Regions from separate parts of the Homo sapiens genome. Here region 2 is linked to region 1. The links are chromatin contacts, found by Hi-C in ENCODE. All regions are on one chromosome and are shown on one strand. Each heading gives the region's core, a stretch centred on a gene start or an enhancer-like site at or near the end of the contact. The rest is flanking DNA. Distances are from core to core; before and after follow the strand shown.

Region 1 (3,335 bases), core at 464-2,963:
CTTAGTCCATTCCTGCTGTTATTAACACAATACCACAGAGTGGGTAATTGATCAGCAATGATAATTTATATCCTACAATTTTGAAGGCTGGGAAGCCCAAGATCAAGGCCCTAGTGGGTTTATGTCTGGTGGGGGCTGTCCTCTGCTTCCAAGATGGCACCTTGTCTCTTCGTCCTTTGGAGGGGACGAATGCTCTGTCCCCGACAGAAGGGCTGAAGGGCAAAAAGGGGGGCCTAACTAGTTCCCTTCAGCCCTTTTATAAGGCACTAATCACATCCTTGAGGGGTGGAGCCTCATGGCCTAATCGTCTCCTAAAGGCACCACCTCTCTCAATACTGTTGCTTTGGGGATGAAGTTTCAACATGAATTTGGAGGCACACAAATATTCAGACCATAGTAGCCCTACAGCTGCCTTCCTGCTCCCGCAGATGTGGGGAGCAGGGAATCCCCAGTCCAGCAGCTCCCTAGCACCTCCAAAACACTTAGTCCTCTCCGGCCTTCAGATTTTTTTCACAGCACTTAGACCCCAGTCCATGGAGACAGAGGCCAGCCTTCAGGGTCTCCCAATGGCATTAACACATTGTCAAAGCTCTCAAGGCTCCTCTGGAAATCTTCCTGGATTACACTCTGGGGAGGGGTAGGCGGGACTCACAGCACAGCCCCGTGTTGCACTATCACAGCTCACTGCAGTCTCAAACTCCTGGGTTCAAGCCATTCTCTGCCTCTGTCTCCAGCTTAGACGGGACTACAGGTGTGTGCTATCGAGAACTAAGTCTCTAAAAGTAGGATTTCAGATAACAGCTGTTGTCTGGTAAGGGAGAGTTCCTTCACAGCAGCCCTTTCGATGTCTGCCACAGGGCCAGGCATGGTGCAATCCCAGCACTTTGAGAAGTCAAAGCGGGAGGATCACTCTTCTATATCCTGCCTTGTCTTCCTTATCATCTTTCCCTGCTAACACAGAGATCTCTCTCATTTGTCTAATAGCTGGTTGTATTCCTTTGTTAGTTAATGTATTTATCAATTCCCTATTGAAGGCTTTGAAGCATTACTTTTTCTACAAGTGATATGGTTTGGCTGTGTCCCCACCCAAATCTCGTCTTGAACTGTGGCTCCCATAATTCCCATGTGTTGTGGGAGGGACCCAGTGGGAGACAATTGAATCATGGGGAGGTTTCCCCCATACTGTTCTCCTGGTAGTAAAAAAGTCTCACGAGATCTGATGGTTTTATAAGGGGAAACCCCTTTTGCTTGGTTCTCTCTCTTCCCTGCCACCCTTTAAGATGTGCCTTTTGCCTTCTGCCATGATTGTGAGGCCTCCCCAGGCACTTGGCACCGTGAGTCCATTAAACCTCTTTTTCTTTATAAATTACCCGAAGTCTGGTATGTCTTTATCAGCAGCGTGAAAACGGACTGATAACGACAAATCAATTTTTTTTTTTTTTGAGACAGTGTCTCACACTGTTACCCAGGCTGGAGTGCAGTCACATGGTCACAATCACGGCTCACTGCGGCCTCAACCTTCCGGGGTCAAGCAATCCTCCCACCTCAGCTTCCCAGGTAGTGGGGATTACAAGCACATGCCACCATGCCTGGCTAATTTTTTGTGCTTTGGATGGGGAAAGAGTTAACATCTGAGAAGATAAAAGTAGAATCTGAAAGGAGGGAAGCAACAGAGAATCTGGAAATGTGGCAGGGCCAGGGCAGGGTTGGGTTTGGAGTGGGAGGCGTGTGGAGACAGGTTTGGGAACAGCCTCAGTAGGGGAGAAGTTGGAATCTGGAAGAATTTGGAAACAGGTTTCTGAAGGGCTTCAGGGCCTTTATGCTTTTTTTTGCTTATTTCTTTTTGAGCCTTTCTCTTAGGTTTGGGAGTTTGCCAAAGGAATGTGCTCTGCAAGTAAGTCAACAAATAGTTCCCGAGGATCTGCTCTATGAAAAGCCCAAATTGTCTTTGAAAAGCATGCACTGTTTAAAAATGTTATACTGTGGTAAAACATACATAACATAAAATTTGCCATCGACTATTTTTTGAGCAATATTTTTAATGATGCGTAATAGACGTACAGAGTTTCAGGGCTTCCATCAACCATTTTTAAGTGCACGGCTCAGTTGTGTTAAGTATAGTCACACTGTTATACAACCCATCTCCAAAGCGTTTCCATCACCATTGAACAACAGTTCTCCATTTTCCTCCCCCTGGACCCCGGCAACCGCCTTCTAGCTTCTGTTTCTATGAGTTTGGTTACTCTAGATACCTCATGGAAGTGGGGTCATTCAGTCGTTGTCTTCGTGTTGCAGAGCAAGCATTTTTAAGTCCTGCTATGTGTCCATCACTGTGTATGACTCCGAAATAGAAAAGGAGGATCGTTAAAAATGGATCTTTTTTTCACTACCACTGTGATCAGCAAAACTGGGAAAAGGGCAGACCTTGGCTGTGGCCTCTCACATTGCCCCAGTCCATGGCATGAGCGTCTCACCCAAACTTCTATTCTGGCCCTAACTTTCCTCCCTGCCCCCATCCAATGCTGCCTGGACCAGCTGTCACACTGGACTCTGGGACAAATTAATTCACGTGAAACTGCTAATGGCTGACACAGTAATAAGTCAGATTGTGTTTCAACATAAAGATTTAAATCTCTTTTTAACAAAAATATAGAGAAGGGGGTCTCACTATGTTGCTCAGGCTGGTCTCAAACTCCTGGGCTCAAGTGATCCTCCTGCCTCAGTCTCCCAAGTAGCTAGAACTATAGTTGTGTGCCACCAAGAACTAAATCTCTAAAACTGGAACTTCAGATGACAGCAGTAGCCTGGTAAGGGAGAGCCCGTTCACAGTAGTCCTTTAGGTGTCTGCACAAAGCAAATGGGTTTCTCTCTGCCCATCATTGTAAGCCTGTGACCCTTGGGACAAAACACTTTGCCTCATAGGTGCATCCTAGGAAGAATCCATCCTACTAAAGTTGCCATCAACTGGCAGAGCACTCAACTGGCAGTGGTGTGACCTGCTGTCTCCCTGCTCTGTGCTGGAGTGGAGCCTCTGTGATCTGCCTCTGCCACAGGCAAAGTTCTCAGGGAAACTAGAGAAACTGGACTGACTTGGGGGAACCATTTATGACACCAGGTAAAAGACCATGGAATCCAGGCTCTTCAGGGCCATCGCTGTAGGGGCCTACTTCCTGTCTTAGTTCAGGTTCTAGAAGCAGAGCCTAAGACAGGGATTCCGGGGCATGTGATTTCTCCAGGGAGCGCCCTTCAGGAAAAACCTCCACGAGCATTAGGGAAGGACGGGCCAAGCAAGGATGGATCTTGGGTAAAGCCGAGCTGTGACCTGAGGCCCAAGG
Region 2 (3,108 bases), core at 278-2,777, 170 kb before region 1:
TCCCAAAGTGTTGGGATTCCAGGCATGAACCACCATGCCGGGCCTTTTTAATGTAAGCTATTTTTTCAACAATTAAGAGATTTCTAAGGTTCCTATGCAGCAGTTAATAGGCTTGGTGCTGTTATGGGGACATAAAAGAAATAGAAGATCTAAAACTCTCTTAAAAAGAGCTTACTACACAGTGAGGAAGAGAAAAGTTGAGCATACCATGATCTTTTGTTTACCTGATATGATTTGAGATGGCACTATTCTGTAAGTTTAATTTTTAGCTTATATGAATCATAATCTTTCTAAAATTTCTTAACACTTTCCTGTATTCTTAAACTCCTCCCACTCAGGGACATGGTTATGGGCATTCTAAGTATCTACCACACTCTAAATATTTCCTAAGGAGTACTGAGCTGTGGGGGACTATTCCCACCTATGCCAATTGATCCTAGACTGCTTTGTTTATGCTGTGGGCTGCAAAAGCAGAGGATGCAGCTTGTTCTAACCATACACACTAGGAATCAATAGGCTTTGAGTGTAGGTCCAAGAGGTTTTATGAGTAAAGATGTTGGTTCTTAATCCAGGGGTTCTGTGACACTGATTTAGAGTTCTCAGTTGCCTTGGTGCTAGTGGTGGTGGTGGCGGTGGAGGTATTGCCATTTGCTTGCCTCTTGGCTCTCAAGTATGTTCTGGATAGGTGAGACCACCAGAAAAATAATTAGAGGCAGTGTAAAATCACTCTCCAAGAAAAATCAGAGGACAATGAACTATCAAACTACATGGTGATAGCAGGGTTCAGAAAGGAAGGAGATCGTGATGGAACAGAATGCCAACCATGACTAACATGCAGAGAGTGCCTTCTATCTGCCGGGCAATATTCAAACACTCTACTGACTCCTATAAAAGCCCTGTGGGCCAGGTGCAGTGGCTCACATCTGTAATCCCAGCACTTTGGGAGGCCGAGGCAGGTGGATCACTTGAGGTCAGGAGTTCAAGACCAGCTTGGCCAATATGGAGAAACCCTGTCTCTACAAAAATACAAAAATAAGCTGGGCGTCGTGGCGGGCATCTGTAATCCCACCTGCTCGGGAGTCTGAGGCAGGAGAATCGCTTGAGCTTGAACTCGGGAGGTGGAGGTTGCGGTGAGCTGAGATACTGCCACTACGCTCCAGCCTGGGTGAGAGAGCGAGACCCTCTCTCAAAACAAAAACAAAACAAAAAACAGCCCTGCGAGACCAGGACTCTTATTGTCCCCGGGTTTCGGATGGGGAGACAAAGCACAGAGAAGATACATCGCTTGCTCAGGGCTATGGCTAGTACCAGACAGAGCCAGAACTCAGACCAGAAAGACTGGCTTTGGAGACCACAGGCGTCCTGAAAGAGGAGCTGAAACTGAGCTCTGGAAGAGAATAATCCAGCAAGGGACGGCGGTGCAGACAGGATCAGACATGGAGCTCACTTTCCAAAAGTAAAAACAGGGAACATGTTGGAATGACTCATAGAATGACTCAGCGTTTTTATACATCTCTCATTTCAGTAACACGCATTCATCTTTGGGCCTATTGCCCAGAAGAATCACAAAAGTGGTTCCTTTTGTGGTTCCGGGAGCCAGGGGAATTCTGTGGCAGCTTCTGTTATGACTAGTAAACGCGTTTCATAACCCTCCTTTGAGTTGGCCATCTGGCTCTATATTATACTCAAGTTAATACAAAACTAATGCATACTTCTAGTGACAAAGGCATTAGGCTAGTCCTCTGGACAGGAGATAATAAAGAATCCTTGGCTTTGTAGACCTCGTCATCAAGTGAAGGTAATAAAAACATACACATAGATACCTACAAGGCAAATATGATTATCCTAAATCCTTTGTTAAAGTCACAACTCAATGTTACAAACACAAAAGGCTTAAAGACTAATTCTATCTAGTTGGTTTGGAAAAAGCTTCAAGGGAGGGATATATTTGGGGTGCAGAGATGTAGTGGGAGGGATTTCATGTCTTGAAGAATGAATAGGATTCACTTAATATTCTAGAACAGGTCAAACCCCCAGTGCACAGCCACCAGAATGTAACTGGAGGGCCAAAGAAGTTCTCAAGCGTCCTGTAGAACTCCCTAATCCCTGTCGGCTGTCACTGTCATCACTTTTCCAGCATCTTCTGGGTTCAGGGGACTGTCAGGCACTGGTGATATTAACAGGAATAAAATATGTTCCCTCAGGGAGGTGATAGCCTAATTAAGGATACAGGTGTGAAAATTGTTTAGGGGTAAAAAGTTCCCTTGTAGAATGAAAATATATGTCCACACATAAACGTGTGTATGAATGTTCATAGTAGCGTTATTCATAACAGCCAAAAAGTGAAAATGTCCATTAACTGAGGAATAGATAAATAAAATGTGATATATTCATGGAATAAATAATATGGGATATTATTTAGTCATAAAAAAGAGGCCGGGCATGGTGGCTCATGCCTGTAATCCCAGCATTTTGGGAGGCCAAGGCGGATGCATCTCCTGAGCTCAGGAGTTTGAGACAAGCCTGGGCAATATGGCAAAATCCCGTCTCTATCAAAAATATAAAAAATTAGCTGGACATGGTGGCACACACCTGTGGTCCCAGCTACTCAGGAGGCTGAGGTGGAAGGATCACTTGAGTCTTGGGAGGCGGAGGTTACAGTGAGCCGAGATAGTGCCACTGCATTCCGAACTGAGTGACAGAGTGAGACTCTGTCTCAAGAAAAAAAACAAACAAACAAGAATGAAGTACTGATACATGCTACAACATGGATGAACCTTGAAGACATCATGCTAAGTGAAAGAAGCCAGACATAAAAGGTCACATATTGCATGATTCTGTTTATATACAATGTCTAGCACAGACAAATCCATAGAGACAAAAAGTAGATTACTGGTTGCCAGAGAATGGGGGAAGGGAGAATGAAGTGATTGTTAATGGGTTTCTTTTTGGGGTGATTAAAATATTCTGAAATTGGGCTGTGTGCGGTGGCTCATGCTTGTTATCCCAGCACTTTGGGAGGCCAAGGGAGGGGGATCACGAGGTCAGGAGTTTGAGACCAGCCTGGCCAACACAGTGAAACCCCATCTCTACTAAAAATACAAAAAT

What was found. Hi-C counts contacts between places; a loop is a spot of excess contacts on that map. Pooled maps may share reads with other maps.
Region 2: a map with no recorded cell type shows a loop between it and region 1 (2.1-fold over the local background). The contact joins two enhancer-like sites. A Hi-C loop is called at or near these places in 1 of 168 maps with a recorded cell type or tissue (MCF 10A), 2 of 37 single-sample maps with no recorded cell type and 5 of 50 pooled maps.

Annotation. Positions count from the first base shown.
Region 1 is chr10:113,955,343-113,958,677 of GRCh38, forward strand. It overlaps LOC124902507 (a long non-coding RNA gene), which reads right to left. Exons shown (of 2, transcript XR_007062296.1): 2 at 2,020-2,340. Among named protein-coding and RNA genes, the nearest start is that of ADRB1, 87 kb to the right of the region's middle. RefSeq lists an enhancer at 3,322-3,335. Within about 2 kb of position 1,714, at least 3 of the 41 ENCODE cell types and tissues checked have a DNase peak (open chromatin) inside an H3K27ac peak, as active enhancers do.
Region 2 is chr10:113,787,349-113,790,456 of GRCh38, forward strand. No RefSeq gene overlaps it. Among named protein-coding and RNA genes, the nearest start is that of MIR4483, 11 kb to the left of the region's middle. Within about 2 kb of position 1,528, at least 7 of the 41 ENCODE cell types and tissues checked have a DNase peak (open chromatin) inside an H3K27ac peak, as active enhancers do.